2 separate regions of the Homo sapiens genome follow, and region 2 is linked to region 1. Evidence: read pairs that join two places in POLR2A ChIA-PET (ENCODE). Cell type or tissue: PC-3. All regions are shown on one strand. Links, peaks and the distances in the headings refer to the core of each region. The heading gives the core; the rest is flanking DNA.

Region 1 (4,390 bases), core at 192-4,191:
CGGCCTCTGGGTACAGGATGAGAGGGGAAACTAGGGGCTAGGGCAGGAGTGGGGAGACTCAGAGTGAACAGCACAGGGCCAGGGAGGAACCAGGGTAGAACCAACTGAAATAGAAGACTCTAGAAAGGGATGGTTCTAGAGCCCCATCAGGCCGTGTCACTACGTGCTACCTGGTAGACCTGGTGTGTACAGATTTCTTTTCCAGAGGCAATCTTTCAGCCTCTGATCCTCTTCCTGGCTCCTAGGCACCTTTCTGTTATGACTTACTATGAACATTCAATAGGCTGTGACTGGGTTTTACTGAGGTAAAAGGTAACATCGGCAGAGGCCAGCCCGCCTCGGCCTCATTAGCTGGGGGAACTCGAAGTACAGTCAGACAGGGTGGGGCAAATTGACTCATGCCTCCTCATTCTGTGTTTTTTCATGGGAAAATTCCGATGTCTGCTTGACCGCCCGTGGTGATTCATTTTATTCCATATGATGAACATCTGATTTTCTAGGACCTTCATCTTCATTTCACTGAACAACAGCCGTTGGAGGATCTCGTCCTGGAGGGCAAAGCAGGCATGCGTTCTATTGACTTCTTTTGTGTTCACGGCCTTGCTGTTCTTGGAGTCGTTTTCAGAAGTCTTTGGTTTCTCTTCCTCCTTTTAAGCTCCCCAGCACCAGGAAAAGGGGAAAGTTGGTTAATAATGATAATCCCTTCCTTGCTTGAACACCTGCTCTGTGCCAGGTGGTTTACAAACATTATCTTAACAGAGTCTCACAACTGCCTGCAAGGGGAGCATCATTGCCTCATTTTGTGGAGACTTGGGACCCAGTAACGGGAAGTCACTTTCTTTTTTTTTTTTTTTTTGAGACTGAGTTTCACTCTTGTTGCCCAGGCTGGAGTGCAATGGTGTGATCTCGGCTCACTGCAACCTCCACCTCCCGGGTTCAAACGATTCTTCTGCCTCAGCCTCCAGAGTAGCTGGGATTACAGGCACGTGCCACCACACCCAGCTAACTTTTTGTATTAGTAGAAATTTTTGTATTTGTATTTGTAATTATTAATAGAGGCAGGGTTTCACCATGTTGACCAGGCTGGTCTCGAACTCCCGACCTCAGGTGATCTGCCCGCCTTGGCCTCCCAAGGTGCTGGGATTACAGGCGTGAGCCACCAGGCCCAGCTTGGGAGGTCACTTTCTCAGCATCATACAGCCTCAAATTCCCGAGTCCTCCACTTGCCTTTGGTTCATAGGAATGCATGAGATGGCCCGCTAATCTGCCAGTCACAGTGGACATAAAGCCCTTAGCCTAAATATATCTATCTCCAGAGCCCGTTTTTCCAACATGCCTCTCTGAGCATTTTGTCAGGCTCAGTACGATCTCAAACTGCGAAGTCTCAATGGTCTCATGACATGCTTTTATCTCTATGATCCTCATCTCTCCCTCCCCTGGTTAATAACACTTATTTTTTTTTTCTTTTTGGATTCAGCTACAAACTAATGGTCTTTAAAAATGTTTAAAAATTAAGCCAGGTGTGGTGGCTCATGGCTGTAATCCCAGCACCTTCGAAGGCCGAGGCAGGAGGATCGCTTGAGCCCAGGAGTTTGAAACCAGCCTGGGAAACATGGTAAAATCCCGTCTCCACAAAAACTAGAAAAAATTAGCCCTGTGCACACCTGTAGTCCCAGCTACTTGGGAGGCTGAGGTGGAAGGATCACCTGATCCCAGGGAGGTCGAGGCTGCAGTGAGCCATGGTTGTGCCACTGCATCCAGCCTGGGCCACAGAGCGAGACCCTGTCTCAAAAAACTAAATACATAAAAAAAAAAAAAGGTTAACTGAAAAAATTCAACATATCAGGCATGCAAAAAGGTAAATAATACAACAAATACTCATATTCCCATATCAACTTAAGAAATAAAATATCATAAATATAACTAAAGTTCCCTGTGGACTCTCACACCCACAGCATCCTCCTCCCTCCCTGAATATCATCACCTTAACTGTAATCCTGCATTTAAAATTTATTTTTCCATGCATTTCTTTATAAAGTAGTTCTCAATGGGAGGCATTCTGCCTTCCCCAGGGGACATTTGGCAATATCTGGAAATACTTTGGATTGTCATGAAATGGCAGGTGTGCTACTTGGCATCTCATGGGTAGGGGCCGGGGTGGCCGCTAAGCTAACAATGCACAGGTGACAGGTGAGCCTCCCACAATGGAGAATTATCTGGCCCAATATGTCAATAGTGCCAAGGTTGAGGCATCCTGCCTTAAAATACTTTCACTGCACATACACATCCATAAATAAGATAGGCTATTGTTTTGCCTTTTTTTTTTTTTTTTTTTTGAGACAGAGTCTCACTCTGTCATCCAGGCTGTAGTACAGTGGCATGCTCACTGCAGCCTCAACTTCTCGGGCTCAGGTGATTCTCCCACCTCAGTCTCCTGAGTAGCTGAGACTACAGGCACGCACCACCATGCCTGGCTCATTTTTGTATTTTTTTTAGAGATGGGGTTTCCTCATGTTGCCTGGGCTATTCTCAAACTCCTGGCCTCAAGTGGTCGTTGACCTGCCTCGGCATCCTAAAGTGCAGGGATTATAGCTGTGAGCCACTGCGCCAGGCTGTTTTGCTTTTTATTTTTGTTTTTAGATGGAAGCTTGCTCTGTTGCCCAGGCTGGAGTGCAGTGGCATGATCTCAGCTCACTGCAACCTCAGTCCCCTGGGTTCAGGTGATTCTCCTGCCTCAGCCTCCTGAGTAGCTGGTATTACAGGTGTGTGTCACCACACCCAGCTAATTTTTGTATTTTTAGTAGAGACGAGGTGTTACCATGTTGGCCAGGCTGATCTTGAACTCCTGACTTCAAGTGATCCACCTGCCTCGGCCTCCCAAAGTGCTGGGATTGCAGGCGTGAGCCACTGCGCCCAGCCTAGCATGTTTTTTAACATTAAATGAAAGATGTCATAATCTATGTACATTTCTGCTGTCTTCATTATTCTATTTTAGATACGTATCTATGTTCGTCCATGTTAATTTTTTTTATTTTTTTCACATTAAAGTAGTTGTTACTCTTGCCAAAGCATGTTGACATCAAACATGAAATAGGAGAGTCTGGGGTGGTCCTGATTTAACAGCTGAGGTGAGGCAACTGAGGCCTCGTGGAGGGAAGTGATTTACCCAGCACCACCTAAGAGGAAGCTGTAGAGTGGTGGTTTAGACCAGTCTTGGATTCCCCAGTCTTGCCCCATTATTTCGACACCTACCCTGTTCCCTACCCACCTAATCTAGCTGCAAATATCCCCTATCCCTGAGCTGAAGCCAAGCCCCATCTTGTGCTCACCTGCTGGGGCTCTGGGAGGGTGAGCTTGTGTTCATACTTGACCAACCAGTTGCTAAGCAACAGCAGAAGGAATAGGAACCCAAACAAGGCTGGCTTATAGCTCATCAGCCAAGCTGCCACTGCTCCTATGGTGCCTGCGGAGGCAAGTATCCCATGGAGACTCCTAAAGAGAAATATCAGTTCTGCCAGCATTATGGCGTGGAGGCACACAGGCCCCAGGACCCTGCCTCAGGCCCCTCCATGACAAGAGTCACGGCCACCCACTCCTCTGAGTCATAGCCAGCTCCCTCCCCCCACCCAGCTGCCGCATAACAATAATAATAACTCCTCCTTTGTCTGAAGCACCCACTATGTGCCAGACTCTTTGACAGGCAGTTTGAAAGCATTATCTCATGATGTCCTCACAATAGCCAGGTGATGTAGGCCTCCTCATTCATTCACCAGTACTTCTGGGCCTCGCTACTAGCAAAAAAAATGGCCAATACAGAGCCCCTACCATCATAGGGGCAAAGAAAAGTTATCCAAACTTAGACATAACTGCTTTCACAGTTATACTAGCCCATCTATTGGTCACCTGATACTTTAGGGGAAGGTAACTTTGTTTAATATAATATGTAATATTGATTAGGTTTTGGACTCTGTATAGTTAGACATTAATTTTTTATTTATTATTATTTTATTTTATTTTTGAGACAAGGTCTCACTGTGTTGCCCAGGTTGGAGTGCAGTGGTGTGATTGTGGCTCACTGAAGCCTCCAACTCCTGGGCTCAAGTGATCCTCCTGCCTCAGCCTCCTGAGTAGCTAAGACTACAGGCATGTGCCACTATGCCCAGCTAATTAAAAAAAAAAATTATTTTTTTAGAGACAAGGTCTTGCTATATTGCCCAGGCTGGTCTCAAACTCCTAGCCTCAAGCAATTCTCCCTCCTGGAGACATTAACTTTTATTATTTTATTTTATTTATTTATTTTCTTTTTTGAGACAGACTCTCACTCTGCTGCCCAGGCTGGAGTGCACTGGTACCATCTTGGCTCCCTGCAACCTCTGCCTCCCAGGTTCAA
Region 2 (4,390 bases), core at 248-4,247, 740 kb after region 1:
GGTTAGCACTAAGCACTTAATAATCAGATATTCTTGTTAAAGTGAATTTGACTATTGAAATTAATGTTTTCTTCTCTGCAGCTATTGAAATATTTGAAGAAACTCTCCACCCTGCCTATTACAGTAGACATTCTTGCGGTAAGAACTGTGTGACTTTAAATATTATATAATGATATCCCATTCCCTTCTCACTGGAGAGTGTGTAGAATAAGGTTACAAGTATGGGCTTTGGAAGTGAAAGAAACCAGACACAAAAGGCCATATATTGTCTGATTCCATTTATATGAAATGTCCAGAATAGGCAAATCCATAGACAGAAAGTAGATTAGTGGTTGCCAGGGGCTAGGAGAATTGGGAGGAACAGGATTTCTTTTTAGGGTAATGTAAATGTTCTGGAATTAGATGGTTATAATGGTTATATAATATTGTGAATGTTCTGGAAACCACTGAATTATGTACTTTAGTTAAAGTGGTGAATATTGTTAAATGACTTTATTTCAAAATTAGAATTAAAAGAACATTGACTTTGGCATCAATTAGTCCCAGATTCAAATCTGAGTTCTATGACTTTAGGCTGTTCCTATGTAAAATGGGTCTGATTCCTGCTTCACAGGGTTATTGTAAAGACTGATTCAGAACTGTATGCAAAGCTCTTATCTTAGTGCCTAACACCTGCCCTAATCACTCTTGTTATTAAAGTTCTGAACTTGGTACGCTTTGCTACTGTGTGTCATTAGAGATTTGGGGCATAGACACAAAGTAATTTAGTGTTAAGATTTGCAGGGTATGTTGTAGGAAGGAAGTATTGCTTGTTGAGTTTCTCAAAGTAGAAAGCCTTATTTCTTTAGAAAAACGTTAGCCTAGTTCCAGACCCCTCTAACAATTACTTTGTCAAATTTTAGGAGACTGGGGTTGGGAAAACAGTAAATAGCTTGCGAAAACACGAGCATGTTGGAAGCTTTGCCAGGGACCTAGTGGCCCAGTGGAAGAAGCTGGTTCCTGTGGAACGGTAAGAACATTTCTCTTTAGGTTTGTTCAATTTCATGGTTAAATTTACAGATAGAAAAGGTTTTCTTTATTATTTCTCTTTTGCCTTCTGAAATTGTTTTGCCTCAATTATAAAAAATAATCCATGATCATTGTAGAATATTAGAAAATATTAAAAATAGAAATCAAAATTTCCTATTTCTATCACGCAAAGACAAACGTTATGAACATTTTGGTACGTTTCTTTTTTTTTTTTTTTTTTTTTTTGAGACAGAGTCTCGCTCTGTTGCCCAGGCTGGAGTGCAGTGGCGTGATCTCGGCTCACTGCAAGCTCCGCCTCCCAGGTTCACGCCATTCTCCTGCCTCAGCCTCCTGAGTAGCTGGGACCACAGGCACCCGCCACCACGCCCGGCTAATTTTTTGTATTTTTAGTAGAGACAGGGTTTCGCCGTATTAGCCAGGATAGGATGGTTTTGATCTCCTGACCTCGTGATCTGCCCGCCTCGGCCTCCCAAAGTGCTGGGATTACAGGCGTGAGCCACCGCGGCTGGCCTGGTATGTTTCTTTCTAACTGCTCCTTAAATGGCATTTTTTTAAGTTGTGAACTAGATAAATAGTGAGCAGCCCCCATTTTATATAACAAATTAAACATGTCCCCATGTTTTAATAAATCTCCACATTTTCATGTATATGAGATATTTGATCTTTGCATCTTGTGGTTAAACTCACCATTTCTCATTTGGGTTTTCCCAGTTTTAAGATTTGAGTATCTTTAAGCATAACCTACTTATCTTCTTCTTAAGACCTTGTTGTTTCTAACTCTGCATCTTCACTTCTTTGGTGAGTTCAGATTCTGTGACTTTGTCCCTCAAGAAGCAAGATTTAGACCTACTTTGTCTGCTTTTTCTTTTATTTTAGAAATGCTGAGCCTGATGAACAGGACTTTGAGAAGAGCAATTCCCGAAAGCGCCCTCGGGATGCCCTGCAGAAGGAGGAGGAGATGGAGGGGGACTACCAAGAAACCTGGAAAGCCACGGGGAGCCGATCCTATAGCCCTGACCACAGGCAGAAGAAACATAGGAAACTCTCGGAGCTCGAGAGACCTCACAAAGTGTCTCACGGTCATGAGAGGAGAGATGAGAGAAAGAGGTGTCACAGAATGTCACCAACTTACTCTTCAGACCCTGAGTCTTCTGATTATGGCCATGTTCAATCCCCTCCATCTTGTACCAGTCCTCATCAGATGTACGTCGACCACTACAGATCCCTGGAGGAGGACCAGGAGCCCATTGTTTCACACCAGAAGCCTGGGAAAGGCCACAGCAATGCCTTTCAGGACAGACTCGGGGCCAGCCAAGAACGACACCTGGGTGAACCCCATGGGAAAGGGGTTGTGAGTCAAAACAAGGAGCACAAATCTTCCCACAAGGACAAACGCCCCGTGGATGCCAAGAGTGATGAGAAGGCCTCTGTGGTGAGCAGAGAGAAATCACACAAGGCCCTCTCCAAAGAGGAGAACCGAAGGCCACCCTCAGGGGACAATGCAAGGGAGAAACCGCCCTCTAGTGGCGTAAAGAAAGAGAAGGACAGAGAGGGCAGCAGCCTGAAGAAGAAGTGTTTGCCTCCCTCAGAGGCCGCTTCAGACAACCACCTGAAAAAGCCAAAGCACAGAGACCCAGAGAAAGCCAAATTGGACAAAAGCAAGCAAGGTCTGGACAGCTTTGACACAGGAAAAGGAGCAGGAGACCTGTTGCCCAAGGTAAAAGAGAAGGGTTCTAACAACCTAAAGACTCCAGAAGGGAAAGTCAAAACTAATTTGGATAGAAAGTCACTGGGCTCCCTCCCTAAAGTTGAGGAGACAGATATGGAGGATGAATTCGAGCAGCCAACCATGTCTTTTGAATCCTACCTCAGCTATGACCAGCCCCGGAAGAAAAAGAAAAAGATTGTGAAAACTTCAGCCACGGCACTTGGAGATAAAGGACTTAAAAAAAATGACTCTAAAAGCACTGGTAAAAACTTGGACTCAGTTCAGAAATTACCCAAGGTGAACAAAACCAAGTCAGAGAAGCCGGCTGGAGCTGATTTAGCCAAGCTGAGAAAGGTAACCCCTTCAGCCCCTTGGTGGCTTCCCACCCAGAGCACCTGGCCCTGCAGAGCTCAGAGGATTGCCCTGCCACTGTTTTCCTTAGCTTGCTTTTGGGGGGCATGTTGAATTTCAGTGTGCAGTAATTTCCTCTGGGCTTCACTGGTTGTCAGGGTATATGGTACCGCAAATAAGAATTTTCTGCATTATTCTCTTGTGATGGGCTCATCTGTATTTATTTCCTGACTGAGGTGGTGTCAGACATGACTGTGGCCCCCTCCAACCTGGATCTTCCTGTGCAAGATGTCCAGTTAATGCTCCCGGGAATAGACTGTAGGAAAGAGAGCTGTGCTTCTACTCACTGACTCTCCACCCATGGGTCTGTCCCCTGCAGGTGCCTGATGTGTTGCCAGTGTTGCCAGACCTCCCGTTACCCGCGATACAGGCCAATTACCGTCCACTGCCTTCCCTCGAGCTGATATCCTCCTTCCAGCCAAAGCGAAAAGGTAATTTTCTATATCTTCTTTTTCTTAATGGGAAAAAGATTTAAAAATTCATTCAAGGCAGGGTACAGTGGCTCACACCTATAATTCCAGCACTTTGGGAGGCCGAGGTAAGAGGATTGCTTGCGGCCAAGGGTTCTAAACCAACCAGGCGTGGTGGCTCACTCCTGTAATCCCAGCACTTTGGGAGGCCGAGGCGGGCAGATCACCTTAGGTAAGAAGTTCGAGATTAGCCTGGCCAACATGGTGAAACCCTGTCTCTACTAAAAATACAAAAATTAGCCAGGCATGGTGGTGCGTGCCTGTAATCCCAGCTACTCCGGAGGCTGAGGCAGGAGAATTGCTTGAACCTGGGAGGTGGAGGTTGCAGTGGGCCGAGATTACGCCATTGCACTCAAGCCTGGGTGACAAGAGGGAAACTCTATTTCAAAAAAAAGGAGTTCTAAACCACCCTGGTCAACACAGCAAGATGCTGTCTCTACAAGAGAAAAAAAGTAGCCAGGCATGGTGGCACATCCCAGGTACTCGGTAGGCTGAGGTGGGAGTATCACTTGAGCCCAGGAGTTCAAGGCTGCAGTGAGCTCTGATTGCATCACTGCACTCTAGCTTGGGTGACAGAGCAAGACTGTTTCAAAAACAAACAAAAAAACTATCACCATAACATCAGATTTTTGATGCATTTCCTAAGTGCATAGACTCTGAAGTTTGATGGCTTGGGTTTGAATCCCAACTCTGGTTTCTGCAAGTTATATGACCTTGAGAAATATCTTAATTTCTTTGGACCTTAGTTGTATATATTGTGTAAATGGGAGTT

The links. Peaks named below come from ENCODE experiments on the same cell type or tissue, not always from the same donor. Only the 100,000 strongest peaks of a DNase experiment are listed, where the experiment ranks them.
Region 2: POLR2A ChIA-PET joins it to region 1 with 5 read pairs; 2 of 35 experiments call an interaction of 5 or more read pairs at or near these places.

Annotation. Positions count from the first base shown.
Region 1 is chr1:23,010,554-23,014,943 of GRCh38, forward strand. It overlaps TEX46 (testis expressed 46), which reads right to left. Exons shown (of 3, transcript NM_001242521.2): 2 at 3,330-3,492; 3 at 281-548. The coding sequence ends at 348. Among named protein-coding and RNA genes, the nearest start is that of TEX46, 3.1 kb to the right of the region's middle. RefSeq lists an enhancer at 1-1,007. In PC-3, for the core only: no CTCF peak of the experiment used is centred there; a DNase peak (open chromatin) is centred at 388; H3K4me3 peaks cover 364 bases; H3K27ac peaks cover 1,641 bases.
Region 2 is chr1:23,748,940-23,753,329 of GRCh38, forward strand. It overlaps ELOA (elongin A), which reads left to right. Exons shown (of 11, transcript NM_003198.3): 2 at 82-138; 3 at 903-1,009; 4 at 1,906-3,091; 5 at 3,468-3,579. Among named protein-coding and RNA genes, the nearest start is that of ELOA, 7.7 kb to the left of the region's middle. In PC-3, for the core only: CTCF peaks have their summits at 2,552 (motif pointing left) and 2,755; no DNase peak of the experiment used is centred there.